2 separate regions of the Homo sapiens genome follow, and region 1 is linked to region 2. Evidence: chromatin contacts called from ENCODE Hi-C or POLR2A ChIA-PET data. All regions are on one chromosome and are shown on one strand. The core of a region is the stretch at or near the end of the contact, and the rest is flanking DNA. Distances in the headings are between cores, read along the strand shown. Region 1 has its middle 96 kb from the start of TMEM17. Region 2 overlaps COMMD1 (copper metabolism domain containing 1).

The links. Hi-C counts contacts between places; a loop is a spot of excess contacts on that map. ChIA-PET counts read pairs that join two places held with the same protein, here RNA polymerase II (POLR2A). Pooled maps may share reads with other maps.
Region 1: a loop to region 2 is called in a map with no recorded cell type, with 8 times the contacts of the local background. The contact joins two enhancer-like sites. A Hi-C loop is called at or near these places in 4 of 168 maps with a recorded cell type or tissue (Caco-2, GM12878, IMR-90 and 1 more), 33 of 37 single-sample maps with no recorded cell type and 10 of 50 pooled maps. POLR2A ChIA-PET finds 5 or more read pairs at or near these places in 2 of 52 experiments (Caco-2 and MCF 10A).

The regions. Positions count from the first base shown.
Region 1 is chr2:62,406,985-62,413,914 of GRCh38, forward strand. No RefSeq gene overlaps it. Among named protein-coding and RNA genes, the nearest start is that of TMEM17, 96 kb to the right of the region's middle. RefSeq lists enhancers at 1,124-1,173, 2,649-2,738, 2,979-3,058, 3,990-4,749, 5,021-5,210. Within about 2 kb of position 4,972, at least 26 of the 41 ENCODE cell types and tissues checked have a DNase peak (open chromatin) inside an H3K27ac peak, as active enhancers do; they include GM12878, where a contact is called at or near this core.
Region 2 is chr2:62,135,852-62,142,751 of GRCh38, forward strand. It overlaps COMMD1 (copper metabolism domain containing 1), which reads left to right. Exons shown (of 3, transcript NM_152516.4): 3 at 1-207. The coding sequence ends at 90. Among named protein-coding and RNA genes, the nearest start is that of B3GNT2, 57 kb to the right of the region's middle. RefSeq lists an enhancer at 6,215-6,304. Within about 2 kb of position 5,405, at least 3 of the 41 ENCODE cell types and tissues checked have a DNase peak (open chromatin) inside an H3K27ac peak, as active enhancers do; they include GM12878, where a contact is called at or near this core.

The DNA of each region.
Region 1 (6,930 bases), core at 3,722-6,221, 270 kb after region 2:
AGGTTTCTCCAGCAAAGTCAGCATATCCTGGGAACACAGACTCCTCCCGTCCACTTTTGTTGCCTGCTTTCAGTAACCAAAAGCTGTTTCTCAAACGGCATGTTATAGAACTCAGACTAGGACTGTGCAGCTTATTTTTCACATGGCGGGGACGGGGGAAGTGGTTCTAGCTAACAGCTCTGGTAATGCTTGAAGTCCCACTCTTGGGGAATGAAGGGGAGAAAGATAGATGATGAGTTATTTTCTGTCTCCTGAATCCATCCTTCTCTTCCTTCCTCTTCTCCCTCCTTTCCTTCTCAAACATATATTTACTGCTGAGTACACAACAGGCACTGTGCTAGGCACCATGTGATTTGAGTCTGACATTATCACCTGCCCTCAAGGAGGTTAAAATCTAGTGGGGAGGAAGCAATGATATCAAGCATGATGGAAGCGTAAGGATGCTTTGAGACACGGAGGCAGACAGCTGCATCTGATGGGAAGGTGTCAGAGACAGCTTGGAGGTGGAGCACCTTGAGCTGAGTCTGGAGGAACATAATGGAGTCAAGAAGAATGGGAGGAACCGGGAGAGGTATTCCTGCTGGAGAGGACAGCGTGGGCACTGGCTGGGAGCATGAAACAGCGTGAATCACTGGGAGGCTGACTGTAGTTCATCATGTCTAGGTTTGGTGCTCAGGACTGAACTCAGGCCCTATCTTCTCCCTGAAGCCTGCAGCAGGTGCCCCACCCCATCAAGTTCCAGCCCCCACCGCCCCCCAGCTCCACCTACTGACAGTCGCTTGTTTCCCTTCTGTTCTTTCTCTTAGGAATTTTTTTGGTGTGAAGTCTTCCTTTCCCAGTCTTAGAGAGGGTCCCAAGAGGCCAATGCTTCTCCCACCCAGTGCTCAGAGCTCTTATTCCACCATGGGGATGTCTTGCCCGATTCTGAGTGGGTACAGTGTTCACCGAGGAGGCAGGCTGAGGCAGTTGGTAGCAGCACTGAATCCCACCCCAGCCCATTGGGTTTTCAGTCTGAGGGGCTTCTCCAGTGTGTGCCTGAGCCTGGCTGACACCTGGGCCAGTACGCAGGTGAACATTCTTCTGGGAGGGGAACTGAAAGCCTGTTGTAGCCAGTTTCTCAGTGATCCTGATCTCCTGGTTTTCAGGCCCTTGAATGGTCTCCTGCCACATTGCATCAGGGTCGGTCTGCATGGCCCACAAGTACAGCAGAAGTGATGGCATATGCCTTCGAGGCTAGCTTAAGAAAGACACGGTGATTAGCCTGCATTAGTTTCTGCCTTGGGCTGCTCACTATGGAAGCCAGCTGCTGTGTTGTAAGGATGTTCACGCAGCCCTCTCAGAGGTCCCAGAGGTGAGGAACTGACGCCTCCTGCCAACAGCCATGTGAGGACCCATCTTGGACGTGAATCCTCCCGCCTCATATCAAGCCCTCACGTGACAGCAGCTCTGCTTAATATCTTGACCGCAACCTCATGAGAGACCCTGAACCAGAACAACTCACCTTAGTCGCGTCCAAATTCCTGACTCTAAGTTACCATTAGAGATGACACACGTTTTGCTGTTGAGGCTGCTGTTTCAGGGCAATTTGTTACATAGCAATAGATAACTCATGCAAAGCACTTGGCAACTCTAAGTGGTTTTTCCCACTGCGTGTTTGGGGAGGCTTCTGGACTGGGGTTTTGCCTCCTCTGCCAGACAGGAAATATTAGGGTTCCCAAAAGATCACAGCAGCTCACTCAACAGCTCCTTCCCTCGCTCCTTCTCTCTTCCCAGCAAATTGAAGGTACTTCCCTTTAAGCAACCAAAATCCAACAACAGATGCTTCAACAATAGATGCAAAAAGAAATCTGAATTGGGGGAGGGTGAGAAAAGAAAAATAAGAAAAAAGGGAAGAAAAAGATCCATCCCTGTGAGGTCTGAGAATAAAAGAAGGAAAAGGAAAAGAAAAAAAAAAAAAAAGAAATCACCAGTGAACCCCTACCTGGCTAAAACAGAGTTTTCTCCTCATCTCCACCCCCAGAGGTCTCCAGTCAGGGAGGTGACTGGCCTTGGGCACTGGTACATTCCCAAACACTATGTAAACAAGCCCCATCAGACCCTTCCAGCCTCCGAAGCTGTCATTGCCTCCCTTTTGCTAAGTTGGTATTTAAACCTTTACCTCTGGCTGTACAGCAAGGTACTTATTACCGAGTGCTCCCACATATGAATAGACCTCGTCTTTTTTCCCGTTCGTATGTCTATTGTGAGTCATTTCACAAACCCCCTCCTCAAACCTAAGTTGGTAGAGGAAAAGACTTTTCTCCCAGCACCCTCAAGTCAAAGAAATTCCCAGGGGCTGTCAAGTGAGAAGTTCTGGAGCCCACTGCACTGAGTATTCTCTCTGGTCAAAATGAACTTTCCTAAGAACAACCACCTCCAATAGGGGAGATGCTGCAGGGACCCCAGATACACCCACCACACCCAGATACAAATGGCCAGAGGCCCTTGGAAACACAGCTCCTGGACCTTAGGTCATAGCTGAGGCACCCTCTGACATACACAACGCTGCATCATCGCCTGGTCTGCAGCAGCTTCTTTTTGGGTTTTGGCTTCTTTAACAAACACTTAGTGCTTGCTATGAGTCAGGCTCTCTTCTAAGTATGTTAGAAATATGAAGTCATTTAATCCTCACAACAACCTGCCTAGGAAGGTATTTTTACAGATAAGGATCCTGGGGCACAGAGAGGTGAAACAATTTGCCCAAGGCCACACAGTGCATGAGTGGCAGGGCCAGCCTGGCTCCATGCTCTGCCCTGAGATGAGAATGGACCCAGGGTCCATTTAGTGAGCATTCTGTGCCACCAGGGCACTGTTTCTTGGCCAGCACTCCTGGGGCTGGACAGGGTTGTGTATGTTGGTTTGGGCTGGGGGGAATCCAGGGGTCCATGTCCAAGCAGGGCATCAGCTCTTGAGGAAGCAAGGCCATGGCCTTACTAGAGAGAACTTCGTCTTCCAGGGCCAATCTCCACAGTCAGCTGAGGGTCTGCCTGAGCCCTGCCCAGGGTAGGAGGGGCTCTTGTGCGCAGGCTCATACCTGCTTCCTCACCCCTGCCAGGTTTGCCCCTATGTTTCCCACCTTCCTGGACCAGTGCCCCTCAACTAAGGGCAGTTTTGTCCCCCAGAAGACATCTGACAATGTCTAAAGGCATTTTTGATAGTCATGACTAGAAGGCTGCTACTGGCATCTAGTGAACAGAGGCCGGAGATGCTGCGAAACAGCCTACAATGCACAGAACAAAGCCTCACCACAAAGAATGGTCTGTCAGTAGTGCGGCGGTGAGAAGCCATGATCTAGGCCCACCTCACGGCATCCTTAAGGCTGAGAACCCCTCCCGTGTGATCTGTGTCTTGTTACAGCAGGGGTCCAGCGTCCTTGGAGGGCCACACCCATCCTCACTTTGGCGTCTCCCAGAGGCTACAACAGAAAGTGAAGGACTCAGTTTGTACTGCAGCCTCAAGTTCTTGGAAATAAAATAAGGATGTTGAGGTCCTGGTAAATGTGGTGGCCATTATTTTGCATCAGGCTCTGTGCTGAGCACTTTATATATTTTATCTTATGTCATTCTCATAAGCCAGTCTGTGATGCTATTATTATCCTTCTTTTATAGATTGGGAAACTGAGGCTTTAAAAAAGTAGCTTGCTCAAGGTCACACAGCTAATAAACCTGGTGACAGTCTGCTTTCTAGCCTAACCAGGCCCTGGTATACATACTTAGGAAAGTAAACATGGTAAATGCCCAGGGAGAGCCCACTCTTGGCCTGGCTTATGTCCTCCCCTGGGATCAGCACCCCTCACTCCACAGCACAGTTGCAGCTGAAGCTCTCAGGGCCAGCTAATTCTCTTCCCCTCTCTGGTTCTTACAGAAGGAAGGGGAAGAGTACAGAGAAGCAAGAGTAGGGTTAATTTTTGTGCAGGGACAGTTAAGACAGAGAGGAAGGGGCAGGGAAGAGATGGACAAGGGAGGGAGGCCTGGGAGCTTTTTATTATTTATTATAGCAGGGGAAAGAATGGGAGGTTTGTTTCTAAGCCATAAATACTCTCCTTTGATCCCTGTGTCTATCAGAGATAAATTAGTCACTCTTAGGCCTCAGAAATTAATGACTGTCCTAATGATCACCCTAAGTGACCTTGCAGCATTCCTAATTCTCACCACTCCCTGCAAAGTAGCTGTGTCAGGGTTTGGCAAGGTTTGGGGATGAGGCAGGACTGAGCGGGATGAAGGTGTAATTTCATTCCTCAGCCCCAGCCTCACTTTGCAGAGATGAAATTGGCCTCTACTCCTAAGGCCAGAGAACAGTCAGAACCAGATCCCAACTTCTGGGCTCTGCCCTCCCTGGCTTTGCTTCAAGCACAGGGATGGGGAGCACTGCGTAAGGAAGCTTCAGGGCCCTGTGGAATTCTGACCTGGGAGAGGGTGGATCCCCTAGGGGTGTGCAGGCCTGCGAGGGGCACCTGAAAGCAAGAGGGCATTTGGATCAGGTTAACATCTGACCTCTCAGCAGGCCCTGCCCATTCAGACTGGGGAAGAGCTTTGAAGTTTCCTTTGTGTGATGTTTTCATGGCCCTGATCCTACTGTACTGGAATTAGCCCGAGGCCCTGCCCCTTCCCTGGAGATTTGTTCCCCAACTGCAAAAGTCTTAGAAAAATACCGCAAGCTCCACCCACCATCCCCACACCACTGAATGCTTTTTCCTTAGGCTAAAATACCAGGGAGGAAAAGGCCTCAGAACCCCCACCAGGAGACATTCTGTGCGTGTTTACAGTTTCTCAAGTGGAAAGCAAGGACCCCTGGAACCAGATCTGAGGGCAGGTGCTTCCCAGATAAGCATGTTATGGGGTGGGGAGGATGGAGTAAGGGAGGGAGAAGCAAGATTGTCCCTGGAGGCTTCCCAAGCCACGGGCCAGGTCCAGAACAGCAAGGCTGTGGGTTCTGGCCAGAGAGAAGAGGAAGCTGGTGAAGCCAGGCCTTCCGGCCGTGCTCAGTGAGCAAACCATTGTGCCTAGTGTGGCCAAATATCCATCTCGGGGATCTCTCTCTGAGCACCAATGGCTTCTCCTATACTATTGCTCAAGTCCACCATAAAAGCAGTGTTTAAAAACGAAGGGAGAGGAAGACAAAAGAGAGGAAAGCGGAGAGAGAAACGGGAGGAGACGGAGAGAAGCAAGGAATCCCAAACTAGACTGCTAGATTCTGCTAGATTCGGCTTTTCAGAGTAAAGACTCTGAGCAATAGTGCCATCTTGTGGCTATGAGTAGGAATTACAATTAGTTTTCTCTCTCTCTCTCTCTCTCTCTCTCTCTCTCTCTCTCTCTCTCTCTCTCTCTCAATCTCTCTCCCCCCCTCCCTCCCTCCCTCTCTCTCTCTCTCTCTCTCTCTTTCTCTCCCCCTCCCTCCCTCCCTCTCTCTCTCTCTCTCTCTCTCTCTCTGTCGTCTACTCATGGTGTTTGCAACTGCAGGGGCACAAGCCATGGATTTTGTTTCCACCCGAGACAATTGCCTCTCCCCCGACACCTACACCCCAAACTACTCCAGACTCTGCACCCTCTTCTACACACCTCTGGGGTGAGTCCACATTTGCCCAGTAGAAATACCTGCTATCTGATGTTTGACTCAACTCTAAGACTCATTCAACAAATATTTATTGTGCTTTTATTATGTGCCAGGCACTGTCCTAAGATCTGCGGACCTGACTATAAATAAAAATGTCTCCTTTCATGCACTTTACATTTTAACTAGGGAGGCAAATATTAAACACATACATGTAAAATATAATGGGATGTAGTAACAAGTGCAATAAAGGAAAATAAGGCAGGGGATTCAGGGCTATTTCAGATAGGGTAATTGATGAGCTACAACTTTTTTTTTTTTTTTCAGAGATAAGGTCTTGGTGTGTTGCCCAGGCTGGTCTTGAACCCCTAGCCTTAAGCAGTCCTCCTGCCTCAGCCTTCCAAAGTGCTGGGATTACAGGTGTGAGCCACTGTGCCTGGTGCAGTCGCAACTTTTATCAGCACAGATATCTGCTAATATCTGTGCAAAGGCATAGATGAGGTGAGGGAGTAGGGCAGGTGAGTATCTGAGGGAAAAAGGACCTACAAACACAAAGACCAAAGCCGTCTGTCTGGATCTTCCCTGAGATGTGACTCCAGAGTAGCAGCCAAAGAATATGACACTCAGGAAGTCATCTAGGGTTCGAGGTGCTAAAGCCAACTTTTTTCTTTTTCCTTTTTTGAGACAAGGTCTTTCTCTGTTACCCAGGCTGGAATGCAGTGGCGCAAACACGGCTCACTGCAGCCTTGATCTCATGGACTCAATTGATCCTCCCACCTCAGCCTCCCTAGTAGCTGGGACTACAGGTGGGTGACCCCATGCCCGACTAATTTTTGTATTTTTTGTAGAGATGATTTTGCCATGTTGCCCAGCCTGGTCTTGAACTCCTGGACTCAAGTGATTCACCCGCCTTGGCCTCCCAAAGTGCTGGGATTGCAGGTGTGAGCCACCATACCCAGCCTAGAGCCAACATTTCTCTTTTTTTCTATGCTTAGCATCCAAAGCTATCTTTATCAAAATCCACCTGCTAAAGCCCCCGCTAGGACAGCATGTGGGGAGGCTCTAGGCCATTCTGGATTCAGGACCTTCTGGCTCCATTCTGAATACAAAAGCTGACTTTTGACGTGAGAAATCTGACACACTCTTCACTCTCTGAGCCCAGGATTTTCTTTGCCAAAGAGCTGGGCTTCTTTCTGTAGCCAGTGGTGATCCCACAAGCTTGCCTTTGCTTATATCAAAGACTCCAGATCTCCAGTTGAATGTCTCCACCAAGACATCAGAGTTGAAATTAAAAAGAGCATTTCTTTCAGAGAATAAGCCCAAGCTTTGGAGATCTGGTTT
Region 2 (6,900 bases), core at 4,155-6,654:
GAATTTGATGAGGTCAAAGTCAACCAAATTCTGAAGACGCTGTCAGAGGTAGAAGAAAGTATCAGCACACTGATCAGCCAGCCTAACTGAAGATGATGTATGAAGGAGTTGGAGTTGTTGAAACCAAGGTGTCCATGATCCCTCCCCACTGACCTTTTCTAAGAAAATTCTTGTGCCCGCATTGGTATTAAATCCTCGCATTCAGTCTTCCTGCCTCTACTTGCTCAGATTTCTTTTTTTCTAGCTTTCATTTAGTCTTACATTTGTTCCAGTGCAGAGGTTCTCACCCTTCAGTGTGCATAAATGTTATAAGGGGTACTTGTAAAAGCATTCACTTTTTTGTTGTTATTATTAAATTCGGAGTGTTGCTCTGTTGCCCAGGCTGGAGTGCAGTGGTGCAGTCATGGCTCACTGCAGCCTCAAGCTCCTGGACTCAAGCGAGCCTCCCACCTCAGCCTCTCAAGTAGCTGGGACTACAGGTGCATGCCACCACACTCAGGTAATTTTTGTATTTTTTGTAGAGATGGGGTTTCACCATGTTGCCCAGGCTGGTCTGGAAATCCTGGGCTCAAGTGATCCTCCCACCCTGGCTTCCCAAAGCCCAAAGTGCTGGGATTACAGGCGTGAGAAAAGCATTTACATTTAAAAAAAAAAAAAAAAAAAAAAAGTAGGCTTCCAGGGCTCTATCCCCAGAGACTTGGATTCAATAGGATTAGGGTGAGAGAGATCAGCAATGGAAATCCTTGATATAGTGGTTTGTCCTGGGTGGGGTTTTAAGAATTTATACATGATAAATCATGTAGGAATTATTTTTAAAGTAGAAAAAAAAGCTTTTATCATGCAAATATAGGGCTGACCAAAGTGCTATGTACTTAGCTGAGGCATAGGAGCACCTACCTAACCTAGAAAAGATGTACCTGACCCTAGTTAAAACCTGAGCTCTTTCTGAAACTGATTTGGGCATTTGGATTAGTTCTGCTTAAATCTGGGGCATCTGGTTTGATCTGAACTACTGAGAGACTCAGGCTTTTCTGGAACCTAGAACTAAATTGGCCTCACAACAAAGGGACTCCCTTCACTTGCCTCAAGTCAGGATCATGGGAAGGGGCAGATGTCTGCTGAGACTGATGTGAGGTCTTTTACCTCAGAAAATTTTACCTGAGTCATTAAAATAAAACCCCTTTCAAAAAATTTCTTTAAGAAAAACTAGTGTAATAAAAAGTAGGTCCTATTAGAGAACTTACCAAACACCAAGAACATTCTAACGGCGGAGGCTGTCAACTAGCATATTGAGGCTATGGTCCTTGTTGAACAGGTTTTGTCATCTGATACTGATAATATTTAGAAATCTAAGATGCCTTTGGAGTATAATATGTTCAAAAAATGTGGTTATCTTGGTCTGTGATTACAGCATATGTCCATGCTAAGGAGTTTGTTTCAGGACAGGAATAAGTCCTCTTCTGTTAAGCAGTTTCTCCTAAATCAGTTTGGAGACATTTCAGGAGCTTTTCTAACACCCAAGCTGAAATTATTGGCTTCTTCTCTGATTAAAACCATCCCAGCAGTTAGCAAACAATAACCAGAAGGTTTTCAATGTAGCCCCTGTGCACCCTTCAGAAAACATCTTGAAACAGTACTGTAAATAGATTCAAGAAAGGAATGTGGTTTGGAAAAAAAAAAAACTATTTTAAACTTGCCTTCTGTTCCCAGGGCTGCTGTCATGTAATCTAGGAGAATTTTGATAAGGTCTCCTGCTGTAAAATGGAGCAATAGAATATCTCATCAGATAATCGGATTCCAGATGTCCTTGGAAGGAATAACTAGAGCTATCACCTTAGTATTGACTCATATATCCCATGGAAGTCTGTGGAAGTGTGAAGGAACAGCACATGGGCCACAAGGAGAGGAAATCATTGTCATAGTCTGAAACTCTGTTTAGGTCATCCCATGAAAGTAATAGCTACAAGAGTGGCCATGGGCTTTTAAAATTGTATTCCCAAACCCTAGGTCATTGGAAGAACTACAGTTAATGTATACTGAGTTTTCAAGAATTAAAAAGAAAACCAAAAACTGGTTGTTGCAGGTGGTCCCCACATTTAACACTAAGCACTTCTGAATGCAAGTTGTTTCTAACAGGGTATATTTTATATTTACTGATGATTTTTAATTTTTTATTATCAAAGGTATATATGTTTATTATAGTCTATTATGAAAATACAGAAACATACTAAGAACAGTTAATGACCCATCAATCTAATGTACAGAAAGAAGGCTAGAACTAGGAAAAGAGTTGACTTTCCTTGAATAAATTCCCAGAAGTGGAGTACACAGTTTTATTTATTTATTTAGAGACAGAGTTTCACTCTGTCACCCATGCTGGAATGCAGTGGCGCAATCTCAGCTCACTGCAACCTCCGCCTCCCGGGTTCAAGTGATTCTCCTGTCTCAGCCTCCTGAGTAGCTGGGACTACAGGCACCTGCCACCACGTCCGGCTAATTTTTTTTTGTATTTTTAGTAGAGACAGGGTTTCACTATGTTGGCCAGGCTGGTCTCGAACTCCTGACCTCCAGTGATTGACCCGCCTCAGCCTCCCAAAGTGCTGGGATTACAGGCGTGAGCCACTGCACCCGGCCTAGTACACAGTTTTTAACTTTGATAAACATTGCCAAATTCCTCTCCAGGAAGGCTGTATTAATTTGTATTCCCTCTGAGAAAGTATAAGACTAAATTACCCCCTCTCTTGCCTAATTGGCTATCATCATTTTTTGTATTTTCTGGGAGTAAGTTCTTAGAAAGTTTTGTAAGGGACACTTACATTAAACCAGGACATCTCCCTGGTAACAATAAAAGCATGGAGAAAGGACCAGGGAAGGAGAAAACAGGTATAAAGTTCCCAGAGACCCCACTAGGTTTTCTACCTGTGCGATCCTAGATTAAAACCACTTGTTTTGATTTCAGGAAATTAGGGACAAAATAAAAATCTCAGCCTGAACTGGACCTTGTAGAAATTATCCCTGCTTGAGCAATAAGCACTCTAAATTCAGTCTGTTTAGAAAGATTCCTGCCCGTTAGCCAGGTGTGGTAGCACAGGCCTCAAGTCCAAGCTGCTCAGGAGGCTGAGGAAGGAGGATGCCTTGAGCCCAGGAGTTTGGGGCTTCAGGCAACAACAGCAAGAGCCCATCTCTAAAAAAGAAAGAAAAGGAGAGAGAGAGAGAGAGAGAGAGAGATGAGAGAGAGAGAAAGATGAGAGAAGAAAAGAAAAAAACAGTCCAGCCAAGCTAAAAGTTAGCTTTCAGAATAAAGTCAGAAAATAACTCCAGATTTTGGTAGCGTTGTGTTGATACGAAGCAAAAGATTTGGCCTTATTCTTAGGTCAGGCTTTCCTTGGAAGCTCTAGTTCTTCTCAGCTGTAACAGCAAAAGCCTAAATTCCATTATAGACTCTTTATTTCCTTTATATAACCTCTCTTCCCCCAGTCTTATTTTAATAATGATTCAAAAAGAGTTCCAGCATTAAAAAAAAGTAGTTTAACTCTTCACCCCCAAATGCAAGAAGGTGGTGAAAAGCAGAGGATGATGTTGAGTATCTTAAATAGCTGACATCATGTCAAACTATTAATTGTTGAAGTTATTTTTTTACACCTGAGTGAACATTTAGAAAATAATATAAATAGAAATTAAAGGGAAATAAATGCTAAACCGATGTTAGAAAATACTGTTTTCTGAAGTGTACAGTAAGTATCTTTTTGTATGTTTTTTTTTCTTTTTAATTTATTTATTGAAATGGAGTCTCACTCTGTCACCCAGGCTGGAGTGCAGTGGCGCGATCTTGGCTCACTGCAACCTCCGCCCTTTGAGTTCAAGCGATTCTCCTGCCTCAGCCTCCTGAGTACCTGGGATCACAGGCACCTGCCACCGCACCCAGCTAATTTTTTTTTTACTTTTAGTAGAGACGGAGTTTCACCATCTTGGCCAGGCTAGTCTTGAACTCCTGACCTCATGATCCATCCGCCTCGGCCTCCCAAAGTGCTGGGATTACAGGTGTGAGCCACCATGCCCAGCCTTTTATTTATTTATTTATTTTTGAGAAGGAGTCTCACTCTGTCGCCCAGGGTGGAGTGCAGTGGTGCAATCTCTGCTCACTGCAACCTCTGCCTCCCAGGTTCAAGCGATTCTCCTGTGTCAGCCTCCCGAGTAGCTGGGATTACAGGCATGCGCCACCGCACCCAGCTAATTTTTATATTTTTAGTAGAGACGTGGTTTCACCATGTTGGCCAGGCTGGTCTCAAACTCCTGACCTTCGGTGATCCACCCACCTCGGCCTCCCAAAGTGCTGGGATGACAGGCATGAGCCGCTGCACCCAGCCTCAAAGTGTATAGTAAATATCTAAACAAATGAAAGGGACAAGATATAGAAGGAATCTTAGGATCAGCTGAGAGATAATTGAATACTTTCCTAAAAGAACACAATACTGGAAGGGATGGGGCTTTGTGGGACAATTGCTATTTTGAATTCTTAGGTGTCCAACTTTACAACCAAGGTTTACAAATATTTTAAATGGTGATTTAGTCAGCAGAAGGGAAGACTCAAATAGAACATAATTAGCTTAAGCTTACCTCTAGTTGTAGAGTATACAGGTTTTGACCTCAAAATTTGAAAAATCGCAATTTTTATCTAAGTGCAATCAAGTTTTCCTTATTTGGGGATGGCCATAATTGTCTCTCATGGCAACTCAACTGTATGCAACATTGAACCATCCTTTGTTGCAAAGGAACCTGCCTGGGCCTGCTTCCTGTTAGATAAATGGTCCCAACTGGCATAACTTACAAGTTTGGTACATAAACTATCTGATTACAATACTAACGCTATACGTGAGCAGGTAGTAAAATATGGGCATTTACATCATTTATTCACCAAGAACTGTAATTAGGCATTTTCTTTCTCTTTTATTATATTTTAAAATTTAATATAGAGACAGGGTCTCACGCTGTCCCCCAAGCTAGAGTGCAATGGTGCAACCATTATTCACTGCAGCCTGAACTCCTGGGCTCAAGTGATCTTCCCACCTCAGCACCACCACGCCTGTCTTGTTTCTGTTTTACATGCTCTTGGCTAGTTTCTGTTTCCCACTGGTGTTAGGGTTTTAACTTCTGTTGATTCACAGGATGCAGGTGGGGGAGAGATGGCAAGGGGGAAAATATGAATTTGATTACTCAAGTGGAACAAGGTGAAACCATTAGTTTAAAATAATTTTAGGCTGAAAAATTAAAATCATTAAATTATTTCCTTCATGCTGTTATTACACTGTTTTTGTATTAAAGAAGTAAGCATAAATATGAGGATTGTATATTATTTCTATTCTGGCTATTTTTAGAATCATGGCTAAGAATTGGCATGGATCTCAGAATGACTGATTTGGAGGCTTTAGCATCTGGTCAAAAATGAGGAAACATCTGGACAGACAGGGCAGAAGATTTGTACAAGGCCGTGGTCAGGAAGGAATTTCAGGTCTACTGTCTTCCATCTCTACATTCTACCTTTTAGACCCTTCAAAAGAATAAGTGCTTATTTCAAAAATCTGTGTCCTTGCTCATGTGTTTAAATAATGACAGTTCCTGTAGTGAGGATTTTTGTATGCAGATGTGACCTAAGACTAGGTCCAACGTCACTTACATCCTGCATCCATGTTAGACCTGTCTCTGTGCTTCAGGTTGCTGTCACTCTTTGTAGAGCCTGATGCTGTTTGTGATGACCTTGGCCTCACTTTCCACTCAGTGCCACCCTTCTCTGGGTGCAGTGTGCAAAATGAGTAAGTTGGCTGCCACATGGGGCTTCCAGGCTGTCCACAGTACCCAGATAGCCAGCACATTATTCTCATCCTAGCTGGACAACCATTGACCCAAGCTTGGGTCTCGGGTTCTTGGTGACAAGTTGTTATAAATGGAGAACCGATACCGGGGCACGGTGGCTCACGCCTATAATCCAAGCACTTTGGGAGGCTGAGGCGGGCGGATTGCTTGAACTCAGGAGTTCAAGGCCAGCCTGGGCAACATAGGGAGACCCTGTCTCTACTACTAATAAAAAAATTAGCCAGGCATGGTGGTGCATGCCTGTGATCCCAACTACTCAGGAGGCTGAACTTGGAGGTCGAGTCTGCAGTGAGGCTGTGTTTGTGCCACTGCACTCCATCCTAGGTGACAGAGCAAGACCCCCTCTCAGAAATTAAATAAATAAATAAAAATTTTTGAAATGGAGAACTGAGAAAAGGAACACTAATGCAGTTGTGTTCCCATGGAAGATAGTCAAACAAAGCTAAACATAGCTGGAGTAAGAGAACCAGTGGCTGCTAACAGACGTGGAACTGTGCAACTGAACTAACCCCAAGGCTTACTCCCTCCCTGGGGAGTTGAGGCCAGAAACATTTTCTGTAGCATCTGTGGCAGAGCTGTGGGGCCTTTCTGGCTCAACTGGGAAGGAAGGTGACGGCTGTTGTTCTTCAAGGAATCGCTTTCCTGCCTCCTGAAGGGAATCACCAGGGCCTAGATTCTGGAAAGGGAAGGGAAAGTGGAGAACACAAAAAGGAAACGTTTTCTTGTTCTCCCATGAGATTCATGTGCATGTCCCCAAGCAGATTGCCAGAGGAAATGAAGGTTCTTTAAAAATAATAAATAAATAAATTCTGGCCCAGCACAGTGGCTCACACTTGTAACCCAGCACTTTGGGAGGCTGAAGCAGGAGGACCACTTGAGCCCCGGAGTTAGAAACCAGCCTGGGCAACATAGCAAGACCCTGTCTCTACAAAAATGTTGAACAATTAGCTGGGTGTGGTGCACACAGCTGTAGTTCCAGCTACTCAGGAGGCTGAGATGGGAGGATTACTTGAGCCCAGGAGTTCAAGA